Linked DNA regions of Mus musculus: region 1 is linked to region 2. The links are chromatin loops, found by intact Hi-C in ENCODE. Cell type or tissue: left cerebral cortex. All regions are shown on one strand. Links, peaks and the distances in the headings refer to the core of each region. The heading gives the core; the rest is flanking DNA.

Region 1 (10,841 bases), core at 1,820-9,819, 110 kb before region 2:
AAGCTTTACTTTCTTGTTTGTTTGTTTGTTTGTTTGCTTGCTTTGAGGCAGGGTTTCCTTAGCTGTCCTTGAACTCACTTTGTAGACCAGGCTATCCTTGAACTCACCTGCCTCAGCCTGCCTCCCAAGCGCTGGGCTTAAAGGTGTGCACCACCAACTCTGCAAAAATAAGCTTTCAAAGGAAAGAGTTAGCTTATTTTTAACAACAACAACAACAACAACAAACCTCCCCAAATCCGTAAAATATCTTTAGCAATCACCAGTTACACGAAACTATTAATGTGCTGTTTATAGAGTGCATAAATATTGTTTTCTGAGCCAATTTGGTTAGACCTCCTCGGCCTCATTCTGTACTTATTTGTTTTAATTTACTACACGGCCTTGAGAGGAAGACGCTGGGAATCTTTTTTAAAAATAGCTCAAACCTTTCTCCAGCTCAGCCTAGATGTTGTTCTTCCAATTATTTGGACTTAATGAGATTTTACTGTTCTTTGGAGTAGTTGACATCACAAACTTCTGAACCGGCTTGTGTGGGTCTCGGCCATTTCTCAAAAACACCAGGGCAACAAAGTAGAAAAAAAAAAAAAAAAAAAAAAGGAGCCTTGAGAGCCAGGACTTCTCCTGTCTTGTGAGAGGTCCAATAGGTCACCCTCCCCTCTGGCTCTCTGAATGTCACTTCCTTCTCTGTGAGGTTACAGAGCCTCAGACACCTGACTGTGGGATGTCACCACTTTCTTACCAATTTGATGATACCAGTAAAGAGCAGCCTCAGTCATTGTCAGTATTTACGGAGTGCTGTTGGCAGTGTGTTTCCAGCAGATTTAATTGTTAATTAATTATTCCCCTGGCTAAACAGACATCAGACTAAAATAATGATATTGGGGGTGGGGGTGGGGGGCAGGGACACCATAAGAGCATAGTGTTGCCTGGTACAGAACCCTGAAACCATTACACGTACAAACCAAGTACTGTTTCTTAAGGGGGTTGGGTCTGTGGCTTTTCACAGCATAGCTGTCTGTCTCCAGGACTGGGAGGTTTTTGTAAGTTTACATAAGCAATAGTAGTTCTAGAAACCGTTATGAGGATAATCCCTGCTCTAGAGTTCTGTGTCCTCCTAGGAAGAGACAGAGCTGGCTTCTCACATTTTAGGAAGAAGAGGAAAGTTTGGGAATGAGAAATCTCAGAATTATTCCATCTCATGGAGCTATTTTCAGCAGTGTGATGATTCCCAGAGTCTCCAGGCTGGACTGATCCCAAGAACATAGGCACAGATCAGTACAGCCTGGTGGCCCACACCAGCATGGCTGCCTGGGCCCCATGTCCCTTCTCAGGGTTACTCAGACAGTGGTTCCAACCTGGACCAGTTCCTACATGGCTTCTGGTGGCCTGTGGTACCTTCGTCAAAACTCTCTCCTCCTCTAGGCTAGGAATGGCCACTGCCAACTGTGCCCCCTGGGAGAGGCATCCGGACCCTGAATCCGATGACACAGGACCAGTCCTGGTTTCTCCCCTTCTGCATTTGATTTTCTTATCCTTCACCTGCATCCTACCCTGAGAAGCCCTGGGTGCCAGGAGGGGAAGGACCTCAGGGACTAGATGATTGCCATTAGCCAGCAGGTGTTCCTGTCACCAGGTCCAGTGAGAATGGGTTACCTAGTGTGGGACTCTAGCTTGGAACGTTTTCATGTCAGACACAGGACAAGGTCAAGGTTCCGGGCCACAGAAGTTCCTCTGCTGGCCCTGGCCTTGAATGGCATTATGGAGACTGCATCGCTGCTCCAGCGTACAGTGCTGCTCACAGTGGTTCAATCACCCCTCACAGGGTCCATTGCCCTGTCAGGCCTTCTCCTCTGAGCCTACAGGGTCAACAGGCTACTACAGTCAGTGTCCCTGGCCTCATGGAGGCCATGCCATTGTGCTCTCTAGGCTGGCCTGAAGTCATATGAGATGACAAAGAGACATCCCTCGTGTGTGTGAGACCTCTCCTCTAGTCTCATGCAGCTAAGAGTGCAGCCAAAAAATCCAAGGAGGTCACATTTTCCTGCCAATACCTAAAGAATTAAAGACAAGTTTTTAAAATGTGTTCTTCCACACTTAGACTATAAAATTCCAAATGATAGGGGCTGGAGAGGTGGCTCAGTGGTTAAGAGAACTTGTTGTTCGTCCAGAGGATCAGGGTTCCTTTTCCAGCACCCACGTGAAGCAGTTCACAATTGTCTGTAACTCCTGCTCCTGGGGATCCAACACCATCCTCTGGCTTCTGCAGACACCCCGCACACATGTAGCATACATGTATGTGTAAGCAAACACACATGAAAACACACATGTGCACACACATAAATAATTTTAAAAAGAAATTCCAAGTGATAAACCTGACAGAACTTTCCTGTGTAAATGAATTACTGACAGGTTCCAGGGTTCTTGGTAAGATCTGCCCTTGTCCCATCAATGGTTCACCAATGATGATATCACGCGAGAGTCATAACACGACCAACATTAAGCAGACGGTTTTGGAGTGCTACAAAAGCAAGATCAAAGTGTTCCCAAAGGCCCTTGGCATTGTGGGTAATATTAGTGGTGCTACCTTTTCTTGCCGTGGGAGATGCAAATGTAAAATATTTGCCAACAAAGACAAAGAGGCCTCTCTACTCTTCTTCCTCATTAGGAGCAGGTAGGCCTGCCGTGATGGACTTCCATGAACACTGCTGGCAGAAAGCCAATAATAAAGACCCATTCTAGACTATTCTCAATTCTCAACTATTCTAAACCTTCTCAGCCACATCATCAGACCCCACAGGGCAGTGCTCTTTATTCACTAAAGCTCTCTGAGCTGTTTTGCTCCTCAGGCAGGCATGTGATGCTCTGCAGATTTCAATAAGGTGCTGGCTTCCTGCCATTCCTGCCAGATGAAACTCTTTCTAGAAGTCCCTTTTCAGTGCTCAAAGTGATCCACCCACTTCAGTGCCCACCTTCACGTCACTTGGCCAAACAGCCTTGCTCTCATCCTGGAGAGTGTTCACAAGGCCTGCTTCTTTCCTGCAGTATCTCCTGGGGCCTATGCCTTAAGCCCTGTGAGGACAAGGACATTGCCCCGCTCATAGGTCACTGTGACCAAAGACTAGACAGAGGGAGGGGACATTTATTTGGGCTCGTGGTTACAGTTATGGGAGTGAAGGCACAGAAGGCATGGCAGAGAGTGTGGCAGAGGCTCTCACACCTGGTGAATCAGGAAGAAAAGTGTTAGATAGGTACCAGAAATAACTGTGATGGTTTGCATATGCTTGGCCCAGGGGGTGGCACTATTAGAAGGTGTGGCCTTGTTGGAGGAAGTGTATCACTGTGGGAATGGGTTTGGAGACCCTCCTCCTAGCTGCCTGAGGATGCCCAGTCTGTTTCTGGCTTCCTTCCGATAAAGATGTAGAATTCTTAGTATCTCCTGCACCATGCCTGCCTGGACACTGCAGTGCTCTCACCTTGATGATAATGGACTGATCCTCTGAACCTATAAGCCCGCCCAAATTAAATGTTGTCATTTATAAGACTTGCCTTGGTCATGGTGTCTGTTCACAGCAGTAAAACCCTAACTAAGACACCCACATTGAAGGCCCATGCCCAGAAGCCACTGCTGCTGTGTAGGCTGGGTGTCTCTAAGCATCACGGGGAAGCACATGTTCAAAAGCGTGAGCCTGCTTCAGCCAGACATTCCACATTTCAACCACAGCCTGCTATATGTAGCTCCTGCACATTCAAGAAGTCCAGGCACATATGAGGGGTTCAACAGTACCATTTGGAGGATTATTTGGGAAATAATGATGCTTCTACAGAGACATAGCAAGTGGAAGCCTATCAGTGTGGAGATGAGAGCCAGCATTTTACATCAGAGGAAAGCATGTGTGTGCATGTGCGTGTACATGCACGTGTGCCTGTTGGCTACTCATTACCTGCCTGGAAGTCTCAACTTCAAAAGCCTTCAGTTGTAGATGATACAATGTGATATAATAAATCATAATGTCAACTTTCGTAATTATAAATGTGTCATAATAAAAAATAAGTTGAAAGTCTTGGGGCCCAGTAAGAAATCTAAATGCATGAAACAGATAAGTCTAAAGTCTAAAGAGCACTGGATAGGACCCACTCCGGATCAGTCCAATCATTTCTCTCAACTCAAGTGAGAGCGCAACCAAATGAGCTGGAATTCTGCCAGAATGTGGTCCCAGCACAGCACAGGCCAAGTCCTGGATCCCAAATAACCTACCCACTCCACTCTGTAAAACAATTACAAAGAAATTTGCTCAGAGGCCAAACCCTCAACAATGCTGAAGCCTATTTCTCTTGCTTGGGCCGGCCTTCTGTTTCAGTTCCATTTCACAGCAGACCGCTCGGGTTTTCCACTTTCTTGCAAACTGCCCACAACAGAAAAGATTCCTTACTGTTCCTCCAACTGCTGTACCCAGTCCTCCCTCTTCCCACCCTTCTCCTTTGAGGCTTGTGCCTGCAGCCACCCACAGTCCGCATGGCATGTCCGTGTTCTTTCCTGCTCTTTCCCAGGCCCCGCCCCTCCAATTCCTCCTGCAGTCAGTGAAGCCTGACTGCCTCCTCCGGACGAAGGTCATCATCCTAGAAAATCAGAGTCATCCAAGGTGACCCAGCTCGCACCCTCCTTCCCTGCCAGTTTCCTCCATCAGTCCCTTCCGGCCAAGCTATGCTTAAACCAGGATTGCTTTCCACTCCAACAGCCCGGGCTCGGAGGTATCAGAGCCTCTGTGGCAGTGGTTCTCAACCTGTGGGTCACGACCCCTTTGAGAAGGTCAAATGATCCTTTCACAGTGATCAGGTATCAGATATCCTGCATATCAGATATTTCCACTAAGATTCATTACAGTAGCAAAACTACAGCTATGAAGTAGCAGTGAAATGATTTTATGACTGAGGGGCACCACAACATGAGGAACTGTGTTCAAGGGTCCCAGCATTAGGAAGGTTGAGAACCACTGCTCTGTGGTGTCTGGGGCCCGTGCTTTGCCCTTAGACTTTTTCAGTCCTTCAGTTCTATCTCACTCCATTCCTTTTCTTTGGCTAGGGCTTTGATCTGGCATCTTAACTAAATGTTAGAAACCTGGGGAGCTGCCCTGACTCAGGATGGAGGTCCTCGACCCCCGTGCTTGCAGAAGAAGTGGACAGACCCTCAGTATCCTGTACCCACTATACCCCCCAGGGGGTGGGGTTCATCACTGAACACTTTCCTGGCTGCACCTTCATTCCCTCCTCTCTTCTCTGCCGTGTGTTCTTGAAAGGCCTCCATTGGAACCCACGGTACACCTACAGGAAAGGAATAGAGCCCTGCTCAAATATGCCCACTTTCCATGAAGGGCAGGTCTTGCCTGAGGGGCTGTGTGGTGGAGTCTAAAGATTACCAGGAAGTGAGGGCAATATACCAACCTACTAAGTGTTGAAGGAAGGGCAAGAGCTGTGGATCCAACAGGCACTGAATGAATCTGATTGGCAGGTGGGATCAGCCATCTACTCCTAGTTCAGCCCACTGACTGGAGCTGAGTGGACACACAACAGAAGAATGGCAGACTGACCGGTCGAGACTGAGGGAGGCAGGCTGAAAACTGATGCAGTGAGTGCCTCCGACAAGCCAAAGGTTATTTACTGCTGCTCTTCCTCATGGAAGACAGGAAACTGTAAAGAGCCCTGAGTTTCTGAGGAGCCAAGGAACACTGCAGTAGGGAGGGAGAAGTAGAAGAGTAAGATACAGAGAATGTGGCAGGGCCACCCTCCCTACTGTGTGCCAGGCCAGGTGACACACAGGGAGAGTGTAGCAGGGCCACCCTCCCTACTGTGTGCCAGGCCAGGTGACACACAGGGAGAATGTAGCAGGGCCACCCTCCCTACTGTGTGCCAGACCAGGTGACACACAGAGAGAGTGTAGCAGGGCCACCCTCCCTACTGTGTGCCAGACCAGGTGACACACAGAGAGAGTGTAGCAGGGCCACCCTCCCTACTGTGTGCCAGGCCAGGTGACACACAGGGAGAATGTAGCAGGGCCACCCTCCCTAATGTGTGCCATCCCAGGTGATACACAGAGTGTAGCAGGTCAGCCCTCCCTACTGTGTGCCAGCCCAGGTGGCACACAGAGTGTAGCAGGTCAGCCCTCCTGACTAGGTGTCAGGCCAAGTTCATCCACTTCGTCTGAACAGCTGCTGCATCTTCCACATTTTTTTGTCTGCAACCTGCAGGGCTCCACAGGAGTCATCTTGGGCTAGTACGTTACCAGAGCAACGAATTACTGTTTACAAGGTAGATGAGAAAAGAAGAACAACATAGGGACAGCACAATATCTGAAAGAATGTGCAGAATGTTAGAAACATGAGGGAAAAAATGCTATCAAAAAACAAACAAAGAAACAAAATCCCAAGCCCACTGGAATGGGAGAAGGACGACAAATATCTTTAAGGTATAGACAAACAGCTGGAATTCTGACACATCTTCTGCCTGGAAAACAAGGGTGACACATCACACTACTGTGAAACATAAGTGCTATTACAGAACAATGTCTCCAGGTGACTGCCCAGGGGTATCCACCTGTCGGAAGCATATGACTGTCGGGATGAATCAGAGCTGTGTAAATTAGCCAGCGAGTACATTGTAGGCAGAAATATGTGTTGGTGAGAGACAGGAGCCTTGAATCTGTGGGCAGGAGTGGGCGTGCAGAGAATGAAAAACAGCCAGGAAAAGAACAAAACAAATTCCCAATTCTTCACTTTGACTGTGTGTGCAATTCAGTATCTGGGCCTGAGTTTTTAAACAGGATAAAACAACAACAACAACAACAACAACAAAAAAAAAAAAAAACCATCCAATAGCAACATCAGCTACAGGGCTAGTTAAACCCAGAGAACGGCTTCCGTGCGTCTCCCACCAGGGAGCAAATATAAGACAGACAGTGGTGTTTACTTTGAAGGAAACTCAAGTACACATTTCCTCAAGCGACTCAAGACTGTTCAAGCAAGCAGGCAGAGTGGTTCATTGATAAGAGCCTTTCAGGCTTCATTAAGCTTTCAAGTTGTAATAACCCACAGGCTCAACTTAGTGCTTAAGAGTGAAGAACAGGATGTAAGTCAGTATGAAGAGCACATTAGACCAAGGGCAGTGGTGCTCACCTGCAATAGTAGCAGAGGAGAGATAGAGGCAGTCGGATCAGGAAAGTGAGACCAGCCTGGGCTACATTTAGAAACCCGGTCTCTAAAAGCAAAATTATACAGAAAAAGAATGCATCGGCAGTTCAGGCTACACATGCAAACAGGATCTTCTCTTCCATGTTCCCTTTACCAATCCATAGATATTGTCCTTGGCAGATGTGGTCAGAGGCAGAAGGGGCTGGCGAGAGGGGAGCAAACACAAAGAGATCCCAAGGAAGAGGCCTGAGACTTGAGCCACGCACCGCGGAAAGTTGAAGAAGTGACCTTTCAGCCCATCCCATAACCCCCGATGGTATAAGAAAATGACCTGGCCATGATGTGTGTTCTGAGGTCCTAATGACTTTGATCTCAACAGGACTCTAAAGTCATAGTTTCCCACGTCCTCTTGGGAATCTTCAAAGATGTGAAAGGCTTTTCCTACTAGATCATTATGTTTCTAGGAAACCTTCAGATTTCCTGGAACTATTTTGTATAATTTATAAAGAGCCTACAAATTCACACACCAAAGACTCTGCTAATAAAAGAGATGGTAAAAATGTTTGAATAGACGAAAAGCTGTCTGACAGGAAGATGTATGACTCCTCTAAACAGTAAGAGAAAGAACCATGTTAAAGATATGTGGCAATATAACACATTACCCGCTGTAATTGGAGCTATATGAGAAGAACCTGCCAGCCATGTCCTGACTTTTATCCACAAATGGGATGGATCATTAAGATGGGTGTTGCTTTATCTTGTTTGCCAATTTGTTTGCTGATTCAATAGCATTTATTGAGTGTCTGCTTCTCTATGCTGGCATTGTTGCAGGTGCCTGGGTGGAAGAAGAAAAACATTTATGATAATAATAACATCATTGCTTGGGTGCTTGTTGCGTGGCTGTCTCTTAGAGTCCTGAAGCAAGAATATGAGCAACCAAACATTGTTGTTTTCCAGGAGAAGAAATTGAGACTTGCCTAAAGCCTACCGTGTCTACACCCCGAGAAGAATACACCCCGAGTCTAACTAAAAGTGGCCAAGTGTTTGCTAATCTTTCCTGATTTTACACACACCTTCCTGCAATGAGCTGATTAGTTTAGAATTCATTTCAAGATCTCCGGCTGCCAATACATTCTTGGCACATACTAGTCTCAATAAATATTTGCTAAATAAAACATTTAGCTAAATTGACAACTGAAAATATTTGCTAAACTTAATAATTAAAATGAATGGTATAAATTGAAAATATCAAATTAAATCATTGAAGACACCGAAAATATTTGCTGAATGGGAAATGAATCATCAAGCCGCCAAATAGTTTCGTTTCCGTTTAATTCCATAAAAGTGTGATGCTTACGTGCTGAATGTGGTTTTGAGGAATCTTACTCTTAGCAATTGCCTGCAAATATCACGTTGGCCATCCAGCTGCAGTCCCTGGACCTCCAGGATAAGTAGGTTGCCCACACTAAGCTGTCTAATTTAAAAGTGCGTGTCAGATCATTACAGAGCTCACTCAACACTCCTTCTCTTCACTGGGTCATTCAAAGTTTGGTCTTGACTGATGCTGTTGGAGCTCTGAAAACTAATCATACTTAAGTATTTCATTACACACACACACACACACACACACACACACACACACGAAGGTTAGAGAAGTGTGGCCCGCACACTTAGGTCCCATCCACGTCTTCCATAACTCATGGTGTGACCACCGAAGCACACAGCTCTGTACCTGATTCAAAATGTGTGATTTTCCCACCGGGGCTGGGACAGTCCTCTGGGAGACCCAAGTGGTTGTTCAGTTTCCATTTCAGAGTTCTCTCCACCATTCATCTTCCAGGAAACTCATCCCTGGGTCCTCTTGCCCACCTTTCCTCTAATAATGACTCTTTGCCATTAAAACAACACCCTAAGGGGACACTGTGCAGCCCTCCCAAGCCTATGTATTTGATGTAAAACCCAGCTTGTCCAGAGATGTAAAACCCTTCTGGACCCCACACACAGTAAACTACTGACACTGGCGCTGCGGAGATGAGCAACTTTAATGAGTGATTGAGTGACCTTTCAAGTCTGGTGGTTCTCCTGACTTGTCAACAGTCTCAGGTAGCGGCTGGTGTTCTCTTGCTAATTGTATTATCCAAAAAACCTGTGTGTGGCAAAAGGAAGCATGCCCCGCAGCTGGCTCTGATTGGTAATAAAGAATTGCCAAACAGCCAATGACTGGGCAGACGGAGACTTGGGCGTGTGTGTGTGGGGGGGGGGGGGGGAATCTTTAGATTTGCACTGGCTAGGAACTGGAAAAGAGGAGAAACAAAATCGCCATGATTCGGAGGGAGATGGATCAGATTTAGAGCTGCAGAAGGAAACGCATCCAAAACGTCTTTAAGAAGGAATGCGGTCCCCAGAAGGGCTGCCCAGAAGCGTCTTGGACAGCAAAGACTAGGGAGCGGCCCAGAAGGAGCCAGGGCAACAAAGATAAAATACAGAATTAGAGGGCGTTAAACCAGAATTACAGGAAGGAAATGTGTGCTAGCTACGGGGAGGATTAGAACTGCCCAGCCTTTGAGCTAGTCGAGGCATTTTAAAATGAACTTGTGTGTGTGTGTGTGTGTGTGTGTGTGTTCCCTTCGCAAACCCAGATAGCTCCTGGGCGAGTGCGCACATGTGACTCTCCTCGAGCCAAAGTGGTGTGGCCAACTACTAGAGCAGGGTGTTCAAGCTGGCGGAGCACCACTAAGTCTTAGTGACATGTCACTGCACAGTTTTGGAAGTAACACTTGGAAGGAGACGCCACAAGTAGCAAGGGATCTCATAGCTGGGGAATAGATTAGTGTAGTGGTAGATCTGTCCGATCTAGGCGTACAGCCTATAAATATTATAACCGAGTTGTGTGTGTGTTTGCACGGGCTTATTGAGGTTAAAGATTTACTACAACACCACACCACATATAACATGCACACAGGGCATATGCTGCATATATACTCCATCACATACCCCAAAGCCCAAACACTTAAAAATACCCCCAAAATTAAAGCTATTAAATATCTATTTAATAAATAATAAATATTGAATCTATATTTAATATATAATAAATATTAACAATCCTAAAATGTTCATGAAATTACTAACAATGAATAATGAAACATAAAAGTTGTTTCTTATTTCTTACATTGAAAATGTCACACAATTATTGTGTATGAGGAGGTAATGAATGAGAGTATACCAGAATCATATGGTGAACAAAAATGTATTTTTCAGGTAATCAATAAAAATATGTATTGTTCTTCTGGCTGGGCTATTTAACAAGTTTTTAGCTTTGCTGCGATTTCCTTTTCTAACTGGTATTTGCTTTTGTATGACTTTTGTTTTGTTTTGTTTTTCGAGACAGGGTTTCTCTGTGTAGCCCTGGCTGTCCTGGAACTCACTGTGTAGACGAGGCTGGCCTTGAACTCAGAAATCTGCCTGCCTCTGCCTCCCGAGTGCTGGGATTAAAGGCGTGCGCCACCATGCCCGGCTTGTATGACTTTTTAGATGTTCAATTTTGTATTCTTTTCCTCAAATTATATGAGCTTCCATACCTACAAAACATCTGGGGTTCTGGGGTGGAACTACTTGAGATGGAAGGATCTACAAAACCCTTCCCAGTTGTTAACTTGAATG
Region 2 (10,841 bases), core at 1,542-9,541:
CCAAGGTCTCAGCCAGTACCAATAGTCAAGCCATTTATACAGTATGTGGTCCACAGATTCAAAATATCATAAAGTCCAACTGGAGGGCCCACTTTACAAATGCATTATAAACTGTCTTCTGTAGAAACAGGTGGCTAAGTGCAGATTTAGCTTGGTATGCTGAAGGCACAAGAGAAATACCAGCTCACAGGCAATATCCTGAAAGGATGAGTGTACAACCCTCCAGGGGATGGGATAGAACAGCAGTTCTCAGTCTGTGGGCTGTGACTCCTTTGGGGGCTGAACTACTCTTTTACAAGGGTTGCCTAAGACAATAGGAAAACCACAGATATTTACATTATGATCCATGGTTGTAAAATTACAGTTATGAAGTGGCAATGAAAATATGATTGGGGGTCAACGCAACATGAGGAGCTGTATTAAAGGGTCCCAGCTTTAGGGAGGTTGAAAAATACTAGTATAAACAATGAATTATAGACATTTATAAGGCATATGTTCCCAGTAGGAAGAATACATGAGTCTGAGAACCAAGAGATGAAGAATGGCCTCATTCCATACACTCTTGGAGACTCGCAGGACTTCACCGCAGTTCTGGATTCTTCAGGGTTAGGGGTCTTGGGATTTATTTTTGCCTGGGACATAGCAAAGGACTTTGGACTTTAAGGCAACATCTTCCACTGGACATTTTGGGTTCTGTCAGCTAGGACAAGATAAAGAATCAGTGTGTCATAAGAAGAGCTCCTTAGCCCTGAGCACGGGTTTGCAGGAAGAAGAAGCACACGTGGACTGGAGTGATGCGCTGGGGTGTTTGCCCTAGTAGGCTTTCTTCTTTCGTTTTGTTTTGTTTTGTGAGACCGTAGCTTAGATCAGCCTCAAATTCACTATGTACTATAGAGGTATTTTAAACCAGTACTATGGCTTCTTTAGCTGAAATATAGACACGCCCTTAGTACACACCTTTAATCCCTCTGGCTGGAATACAGACACATACTAGTTCACACCTTTAATCCCAAACAATGAAAGTTAATTTAGTTTGTGGAAGTAAGCACCATTGTTTGAAAGTGATGTCTAATTGAGAGGCAGACAAAGGGGTGAATCAAAGGAAGATTTGACAGAGTAGGCTATGCCCAACTCTCACAAAAACAGAGAGAAAAGAGAGGCTACTTAAGACAGAGCAGTGCAGAGAAAAAAGGAGAGAGGGCAGAGCTACTGGGACAGTTGTATAGAGACAGGGTGCAGGGAGAGAACAAGCTAGACACAGGTGAAGACAGAAGATTAGAACAGATTGTCAAAGTTAGCATGAGACCAAACAGAGCAATTCAGTCAGAAGCTGGAAGAAGCCAGTTTGAATCTGTCAGTGTGGAGAGGAGCTTTGAATTAGAACTGCTGAGTTGACCAGCCAGCCAGAAATACCTAGAAAGGGTGTATTATTCAGCAGTAAGTCTCAGAGGCTGAACACACTCTAGGCCTAGATAAGATTGTATGGAGGCTAGAAGCTTCCAGGACAAGGCCTAGGTTAGCAGACAGAGGCAGTAAGCCTCCGAGATGACAAAACCGTCAGGTGAATAAAAGTTACATTTACAATGTAGTTGAAGCCAACCTGAATCATTCTGATCATCCTGCCAAGTGCTAAGGTTACAGGTTTATGCCACCGTGCCTAATTATAACATGTATGGTGATGTAATGATAGTAATGATATATGAGCAAAATTATCAGGATTCAGACCTCTCAAGAATGAGGATTTTGGACCTTGTAACCAGGTGAGCACCTGATGCTAGCAGGGAGAGCAGAGGACTTTAGAATGCAGAACGGAGAAGATAATAAGTTAGGTATGTCCATGAAAGCAATTGGAGTCATAGAGGTTGTAGCTTGCCCTAACCTCCTTTATAAAAATTTCTGTTCAAAACATGAGGCTTAGTATTTGGGGAGAGCAGCTCCCCAGATGTGTTTATGAAACAGTCATGTGACACACAGGGCTGTGCTGTGGTAGATATGAAGATGTTCAAATCAAGTCCTCCTTCAAGATTGGCACATGCTTCTTAGCCCAGCACTTGGGAGGCGGAGGCGGAGGCGGAGGCGGAGGCGGAGGCGGAGGCGGAGGCGGAGGCGGAGTTCCGTGAGTGAGAGGATAACCTAGTCTACATGGCCAGGCCAGGCTGGCCAGGGTGATATAGAGAGATCTTGCCTCAAAATAAATAAGCACATACATAAATAGATAAATGAAAGACTCACTTCCTCACAGCTACCAGAGGAAGATATGGTGGTTTACGTCCATCATCTCAGGAAGGCTGAGATAGGAGGTGGGCAAGTTTAAGACCAGGCTCAGCTAAGAAGTAAGACTCTTTGAACAAGACTCAAAATTAACTAAGCAACAAAAACAAGGGTCGACCCCAGCTGTAAGACTTGATCAACTGACAGTACTCAGTAGTTACGGTCTTCTTGAGCCAATTTCAAGTTTCATGTCATGCTTTCCTCAGGGTGGGCCTCCAATGACCAAGCAAGGCTTCACTATGTCCATCAGAGATGGACCCCTGAGAGTCATACTTTGTCCTGTAGTTCAACATGCTTCACTATGCAAGGCACCAAATCCTACTGAGATCTCTTTTCTTTTTCATATCTCACTTTCCCCTAGCTCTGCCAGGCCTTGAAGTCTCCCAGTTTCTTTCCAGAGTCTGTTTCTGGGAAAATCTAGTGTGGCTGTCAGTGAATTTAGCACCTGCTCCCTGAACTTGTCATTCACTTTCCTCCCCTTGAGGCTGATTGTAAGTGTCCAGGGTTCCTGTTCCCTCACATACAAAGCTAAAGTTACTCATTCCCTTCATACCTACCTTGCATGGCATTGTGGGGATACATTGTATAGGGAATGGTAGGCTTCTTGAACATCACAGACGACTAGAGTTTCTGTTAAAAGGCCCAAAGTGTTAAAATAGTTCCCAGATTACCAAACAATCCTCGATAGTTTCTAAGCCTTTTCAAAGTTGCCATGGTGTGTTCGTGCTTTTCTTGTCGCTTTACCTCTTCCCAGGGAGTAACTTACACACCCAACAATCAGATATGGACCTAAATAGAGAATGCTAGAGCACTACAGTAACATGTCATGGGAATTTGGCTTGTTTCTTTTCATTTGTCGGCTAACAATGACTAAGATAGGGGAAACTTGAAACAGCGAGACTTCCCATTTGAAAAAGCACAGTGGCAAGTATGTTAGGGGAAAATACTTAACACCTGTGTAAACATGAACCCGTTTCCCCTCCGTGGTTTGTGATAAGTCACAATTTTATAGCAGTAGATAGGTATGACAGTTAATCCATGTACATCAAATGTTGCTCTGTTTTGTGTGAGGTAGACTAACCTTGTGGCTCAGGCTGACTACAGGAGGCAATCCTACCCCAGACTCCCAGATGGTAGAATTGAGGTATAGCTACCAAGCCTGGCATTGATTTCTTTTAGGCATATTTAGCCTGCATTCTGCAGATTTATAAATGTATTGAATAAAGAGAGCTGGTGATTTCAAACTCTATCACAAAAAAAAAACAAAAAAACAAAAAAACAAAAAAACTAAGCAGTTATCTTTTTATCAAAAGGACAATTTTTCTGTAACGTTACTTGCTGAAGACTCCAATTTGCAGTGGGTTTCTTTCCTTTAGCATTTTATTTATTTTTGTGTTGCTGGAAATTGAACTCAGGATTTCATGAGTGCTTTGTAAGTACCCCAAGCACTGAGTAACACCCCAGACCCCTCTCCTCTCCTCCCCTCCCCCTCCTCTCCCTCTCCTTCCCTCCTCTCCCTTCCCCTCTTCCTCCTCTTCCCCTTCCCTCCCTCTTCCCTCTCCCTCTCCCTGTAGACCAGCTGGCTATGAACTCCCAGAGATCTGACTGTCTCTCCCTACTGAGTTGTGGAATAAAGGAGTGGGCCACCATACTTGGGTCTCTCCCAGCGTTTTCAAAGGTGCTTTTGATTTGCACGGAAGAGCTGACACATATGTACAAGCTTTGAAAATATGCAGCTCATTATAAGAATTCCAAAAGGTTGAAGTCATTTTTATCTTTTTCTGAATCTTGCTGTGTGTGTGTGTGTGTGTGTGTTTGGTCCAAGAGTAGGCATGGGTTTCAAAGCAGATGTTTAAAGTTTAAAATGTTCAGCAAGGCGGTGGTGGCACACGCCTTTAATCCCAGCACTTGGGAGGCAGAGACAGGCAGATATCTTAGTCCGAGGCCAGCCTGGTCTACAAAGTGAGTTCCAGGACAGCCAGGGCTACACAGAGAAACCCTGTCTCCAAAAAACCAAAACCAAAACAAAAAAAAAAGTTCAGCCAAGAGATAGGTCTAAAACTTTTGACTATCAATTTAGATGTCAGGCCAATACAAAACTGTGTGTAGCTGACAACGTGAGGGTGACTCAGATGATTTTCACACGTTTTAGAAATGTGGCTTAAAGTAAAAGAACTAATTCCTATTATACATTAGTGCCTGCTTGATGCCTTAGACACTGACAGGAAAGATGACGCCAATAATATAAAGTGGATTATAAACCTACTAGACAATATTAGGAATGTTTCAACACAATTTAGTATGAATAATTGGATTTTTCTGGCTGGTTTTTGAAACAAGGTCTTTTGTAGCCCCTGCTGGCCTTGAATTACCATATCTGGTTGCCTCTACTCACCAAGTGTTGGGATTATAGTTATGCACTGCCTTGCCAGGCTGATAAAAACTTTTTGTTTGTGCTTTCTGGGAACTCTGATAACTGAATACAATGTCAAAACTTTAGTGCAGTGACTGCCCAAAGAGATTCTCAGAACAGTACACAACGAGGAAAGCCGAAGCAATAAAAGAAGGATAAATTGAGACAAATGTTCACGCTCTTTAGGACGTGACTGAATTTTCCTACTGTTTTCGTATTCTCCTGAGTTGTTTTGCATACATGTCTAACTTAAATTGTGTCTGAAGGATGTCAGGGGAGAATGGAACCCTTTGGCTTAGCCTTGTAAAGCAAGGCAGAGTTCCCGGACTGTTTAGGACGCGTCTGAACACAGTTGGCGATCCAGATTCACTTAGGGTGAAGGAGGGCTACATCAAGGTCCTTGAACAAAGTCTCAGAGTCCCTCTGCCTTTGCTCCTCTTGCCGGGGGTTCAAAGCAACCTGTGCGGCCGGGCACACCAGTCTCTCATCTTGCAGAAAAGCGTCATCCCGCAGCCACAGACTCCGGGCCGGGAAAAAGGGGGCAGGGCTGGGGCCAGGAACGCGGCGGCGCGCAGGCGCGGCTGGAGGGACGCGGAGGGGGGCGGGGCGCCGCCGGGCGGGCGGGACGCGCGCCGCCGCTCCCGTTGCCGCTGCTGCCGCCGCCGCGTCAGCAGCGTGCCGCACGTGCCCGTGTTTACGTCCCTCGTGGAGCCGCAGACGTCACAGCCGAATGGCAACATTGTGGCGACGCTGAGACTAGCGCTTTAGGAGTCTGCTTTCTGGTTCTGGTTCTGGCTGGCTGGGCGCTGTTGGCCGGGGGCAGAGGGGCGGCGGGGAGGTAGGCCCCGGCGGGCGAGCGGCGGACGCGCGCCTCAGCACGCAGCCCCGCGGCTCCGCGCAGGCCGGTCCGGCGGCCCAGGGCCCTGCGCTGCGGCAGCGAGCGGCTTGTAAACAGATCCGGCCGCACGTGACCATGTGAACTACCTGCTCCGGGCCGCGTATTGTCTCTTCTGAGAGCCGCACCACAAAGGAGCCGGTGGGTGAGCGGCCGGCGCGCTAAGATGGCTGCAGGCGCCCCGCAAGGGTGAGCTGGGGGCGCGGCCACCGCGGAGACTCGGCCGGGCGGGCGACCCCCCTCGCCGGGCACCGGAGCTACCATGTCGTTCGCGCTGGAGGAGACACTCGAGTCCGACTGGGTGGCGGTGCGGCCCCACGTATTCGACGAGCGCGAGAAGCACAAGTTTGTGTTCATTGTGGCCTGGAACGAGATCGAAGGCAAGTTTGCTATAACCTGTCACAACCGGACGGCCCAGAGACAGAGGAGCGGTTCCCGGGAACAGGCGGGGACGCCCGCGTCTGATGGGAGTCGCGGTCCGGGCAGCCCCGCGGCCAGGGGTCGGTCAGAGGCCGCTGCCTCTGCTACAGCAGCGCTCCGGAGTCCCGGGCCACGGAAAAGCCAGGCCTGGGCCGAGGGCGGCTCTCCGCGCAGCGCGCGCAGCCTGAAGGGGGATCCTCCTCGGGGTCCCGCGGGCAGAGGACCGGAGAGTCCTCTCCGTAGCCCCGCGCGGGCTAAGGCCAGCCCGCTCCGCAGAAGCGCCGAATCCCGAGATGCGACCGCCAGTGCCACGCCAGCCCCGCCGGCGCCCCCGGTGCCCCCGGTGTCGTCGGTGCGGGTGGTGAGTGCCTCCGGGGCGGTCTCCGAGGAGATCGAGGTCCTGGAAATGGTGAGGGAGGACGAGGCGCCACAGCCGCTCCCGGACTCGGAGCAGCCGCCGTCTGCCGCGGAGCTGGAGTCTCCGGCCGAAGAATGCAGCTGGGCCGGGCTTTTCTCCTTCCAGGATCTGCGAGCCGTGCATCAGCAGCTGTGCTCGGTAAACTCCCAGCTGGAGCCGTGTCTGCCGGTGTTCCCCGAAGAGCCGTCAGGCATGTGGACGGTGCTGTTTGGGGGCGCCCCCGAGATGACCGAGCAGGAGATCGACGCTCTATGTTACCAACTCCAGGTATACCTGGGCCACGGCCTGGACACGTGTGGCTGGAAGATCCTTTCTCAGGTTCTTTTCACCGAGACGGATGATCCGGAGGAGTATTACGAAAGCCTCAGCGAGCTGCGGCAGAAGGGCTATGAAGAGGTGCTTCAGCGGGCCAGGAGGCGCATCCAGGAGGTGAGTGCGGAGTCCGAGCAGCGGTCCTAGTTTTCACGTCTCACTGCCAAGTGTTGGAGCCTGGGTTTGGGGTCTGCGAAGTGTCTTCTTTTCTAGCCGCGGGAAAAGGAAGAACAGGAGGGCTCCTGATCGGCTTTCTTTACTTATCTCAGCGATGGATCTTTGGGAAGTTTTGAGTTTTTTTACCCCTCCAAAAAGTACCCAGTTTACTAAAAATACAGGTAGAGATAAAAGCATTTAGAAAAACAGGTATTCTGTAATCTTAAACTAAATGAATGTTACTCTCCCCCTAAAGTAGCTTGCCCAGACATTAGCTCTTCTTTCAGGGTGTCATGTTTATGTACTGAAAATTGTTGTCTTACCGATCAAAGTTGATCTGCTTTTGTTTGCCTTGTGTGCTCTGGCAACATAGGTAAGTATGAAATTTTACTTTTCAGCGTTTTGCGGTGCTCAAAGTGTACCACTGAACTACACCCAGCCCTAAATTTATTTTTTAAAAAGTGTGTTGACTTGACCAAATGAGAATTGACATAAGTAAGATTTTAGACTATGAAGTCTTTACAGATGGCTCAAGTTTCACTCCTGTTTTAGGGAGAAGGTAGGTCAAGGGCAGGAATGCTTTGAGCTTTTATATGTAGTGTGAACACTTTAACATACTTCTTGAGTCTTTAAATAACAGGAAATAAAGGCTATACGTAGTGAGCTCTTCAGTGTGTGTTTATAGTCATGCCTCTTCTGTAGAAATGTACTAAAAAGTGTAATTTAATAAGGTGACTTCTAATGGGCAATATACAATTTTTCAAAGCAATTTGTTTTAATGTCACAGTATTTTGTGCTTGAACTTGGGATGGAGAGAAGCTCTGTTTCATGGAGTTTTTATTCCTGAATTGCTGTCATTTGTATGTATATTTAACTGATATTAGGCCAGGAACCTGGAATGTTCTTAGTTTCTTACTAGAATATTTGGTGTTTGACTTTGCTAGACTATTATTTCTCACTTACACCATACACTATGCATACATTTACAACTTCCTCTATCAAGACTCTTCACTCTAGCTCACATCTTTAATCCCAGCACTCGGGCATGTGGATCTTTGTGTGTTCAAGGCCAGCCTGGTGTGAATAGGGAGTTCCAGGACAGCCAGAAGCACCTAGTCACAAGCTGTCTTGAAGGACTACACTTCTCTGGGTTACTGGATGGTAGGCATCATGTGGAGCTTCCTAGAGTTCAGGAACCTGTTTTCATTTCTCCCTTTACTAGCTCACTTCCTGGAGACTTTGATAATCTTTTTGGAAAGAGGTGACAAATAAGACATTCTTTCTAGTGTTCATATTACCCTGCATTTCTCTTAAGCTTTTTGAAGTAGTGTTTTATTAACCAATGGTGTGTGTGCTCCTTTCTCAGACTGGAAATGATAGCTAGTGTTTTCCAAACTAGAAACTCTTTATCTCTAATTTTAAAATGTGTGCTTTAACCTTATTTGATACATAATAAAAGGTGGTTATCTTTTATTAAAAATGAGCTTCCAAAAAGTTAATTTTCTAGGACTCAGTTTTGAGGGTTAGTTTTTTTCTAAAACACATTTTCTTAGTTAAAAATGTATTAACTAGATGTTTTATTCTCTTTGAGGTGTTTTTTAAAATGAAATTTAAAAATTAAATTAAGGTCTCATTCTGTAGCCAGAGTGGCTTGGAAACTAATAGGTAGCATAAGTTGGCCCCAAACTCCAGATTCTACTGCTCAGCCTCTTTAGTGCTAGTATTAGAGGTGGGAGCCACCACATACCTATTTTATTCTGTTTAGCAGAGGAAAAAAAAACCCGAAACAATTTTTAAAGAGTCTTTTGTCTTGGGAAACAAATGTTTATTATAAATTTAACAATAAATACATAATCTTTCAGTTCTTTATGAAGTTGACTTGAATGGTATTTTGAGAATAGCTCTCAATGATAACACACGTTTGTCTATAATACCTACCCTGAATTATACTGGAAGATGGAGTTCAGTGTGGAGATTAGTGTCTTCCATGAACATGAGGATGGAAGTGTATCAAGAACCTTTCTTTCTAAGTAACTATGTAGGTTGTGAATGTGTTCTACTGCCTACATTCTTCTCTGTATTAGTGGTTTGCTTTTTTGTGTCCGGCAGGGTATGTGGGGTGGTTTGCACTATGCTAAGTAAGTGATCTGCCAGTGAACTACAATACCCCATCCCTTGGCAGTAACATTGGTTGGTGAAACAGGACTCTGTAAGCCTTGAACAGCCCAGGGTTCCCTTGAGTACAACATCTTACTAGCACTGAAAGGATAGACGCACACTGTAGCTACTTTTTTTTTTAAGGGTAAAATCTATTTTATAGCAATTATATGTCACTTGTATTAGTTCTGTTGAGTTTATTTTTCCTACTTGGTTTTGTGTTATCTTTCAGTCAACATAGCTTGTGGAATTGGACAAAATTATATCTGGTAAATCAGATTCAATAATGATACTTTTAAAATGTATTTCTTGTTTATATTTTTCTTTCTTCAATTTCCTTGAATCTTATTTGCCCTCATAGTATGATTTTTTTCCTAGCTATAAATTCCATATTTGTTTCTGTTCTAGATCAGTGACTTAAGAGAGGTTTTATCTACAGTTAGGGTATTCAAACAAAAGGTCTTTTACATAGGCAAATCCTCTACACTGAGCTACAGTTCTAGCCCTCCCATTAAAAAAAAAGTGTAGATTAACATTGTAACATATCAAGGCCTTGACAGGGTTGAATTCCCCTGCCACTTGTTCAGAGCAGTCAACATAACTAAGGCATGTCCTTTTAATGTAAAGTAGGTAAATACAGTTTTTATAAACTGATAGATGTATATTCTTCAAGGAAGATGCTTTCAGAAACGAGATGCAGCCCAGACTGTCCTCAGATTTATGATCCTCTTCCCTTAGCCTCCTGACTGGGATATCCCGACTCTCGACTTGTTACACTTTTACACAGCAAAAAGGCTTAGGGGCTCGAAGAGTGGCTTCTGAGTGTTTGCCGGACATCTGACGCCCTGGTCTCAATCTCCAGCACAGTAGCCTTCCCTAGTATCCCACACTGTAGATGCAGCACTTGAGAGTGGGCGTCAGGAAGGAGGATCACAAGTTCAAGGTCATCCAAGTTAAAACCATTGAGAGCAGAAAGTGCTGTCAAAGAGGCACAGTGTACGTACGACTTAGCAGGGTTTGGAGTCAGAACAGCCTGGATTTTGATTAGGACTCATTACAGTCTAGGATGAGAGCAGAGAAGTAACCGAAGGATGCTTTACAAATTAGGACTGTATGAAATCAGTAATTAGCTAGCATTTTACAAAGGTAGCTTCCAATAAGTATGGCTTTTTTTCTTTCATGTAATCAAGATGTTGTAGTTTGTCGTTCCATCTTTTGAGGATTGTAACTTGTGTTTATTAGCACCAGTTAGGTAATTGAGCTCTAAATATTCCTGGTGGAAGCCAGCTTGATGCTAGGCAGTACTCCACCATTGAGTTTTAACTCTAAGTGACTGTCTGCCTATATATATATTTTTTTGTTGTTGTTTTTTTTGAGACAGGGTTTCTCTGTGTAGCCCTGGCTGTCCTGGAACTCACTCTGTAGACCAGGCTGGCCTTGAACTCAGAAATCCACCTGCCTCTGCCTCCCGAGTGCTGGGATTAAAGGTGTACACCAACCACTGCCCGGCCTGTCTGCCAAGGTTGAGGCTTAAAGTGGGCATAGCTTTGGCTAGAGTGACATTCAGTTGCAGACTAGGCTTGTCCTGCCAACCTTGTGCTTTTTCTGCCATAACTTGCTACTTGTTTGGTTTCTTTTTCTTACTTGCTTTTTCCTTTTCTTGACCAAAAAAAAAAAAAAAATCATTAGAAAAGGGTCTTGGTTAGTCCAGCCTGTCCTTGAATTCCTGATGCTCCTGCCTCTACTTTTCTATGCTACGATTATCCTGGTTCTTCAGCCTTCCCAATGCTGTGATTCTT

What was found. Hi-C counts contacts between places; a loop is a spot of excess contacts. Peaks named below come from ENCODE experiments on the same cell type or tissue, not always from the same donor. Only the 100,000 strongest peaks of a DNase experiment are listed, where the experiment ranks them.
Region 1: a loop joins it to region 2, with 4 times the contacts of the local background. A loop is called at or near these places in 14 of 42 quality-filtered maps.

The regions. Positions count from the first base shown.
Region 1 is chr13:93,600,730-93,611,570 of GRCm38, reverse strand. No RefSeq gene overlaps it. Among named protein-coding and RNA genes, the nearest start is that of Gm31977, 7.8 kb to the right of the region's middle. In left cerebral cortex, for the core only: no CTCF peak of the experiment used is centred there; DNase peaks (open chromatin) are centred at 3,656, 4,443, 6,278, 6,665 and 1 more place; H3K27ac peaks cover 1,857 bases.
Region 2 is chr13:93,494,307-93,505,147 of GRCm38, reverse strand. Jmy (junction-mediating and regulatory protein) reads left to right here and starts at 5,340. Exons shown (of 11, transcript NM_021310.3): 1 at 5,340-6,846. The coding sequence starts at 5,842. In left cerebral cortex, for the core only: a CTCF peak has its summit at 4,643; DNase peaks (open chromatin) are centred at 5,388, 6,591, 6,769 and 8,008; H3K4me3 peaks cover 4,672 bases; H3K27ac peaks cover 1,964 bases.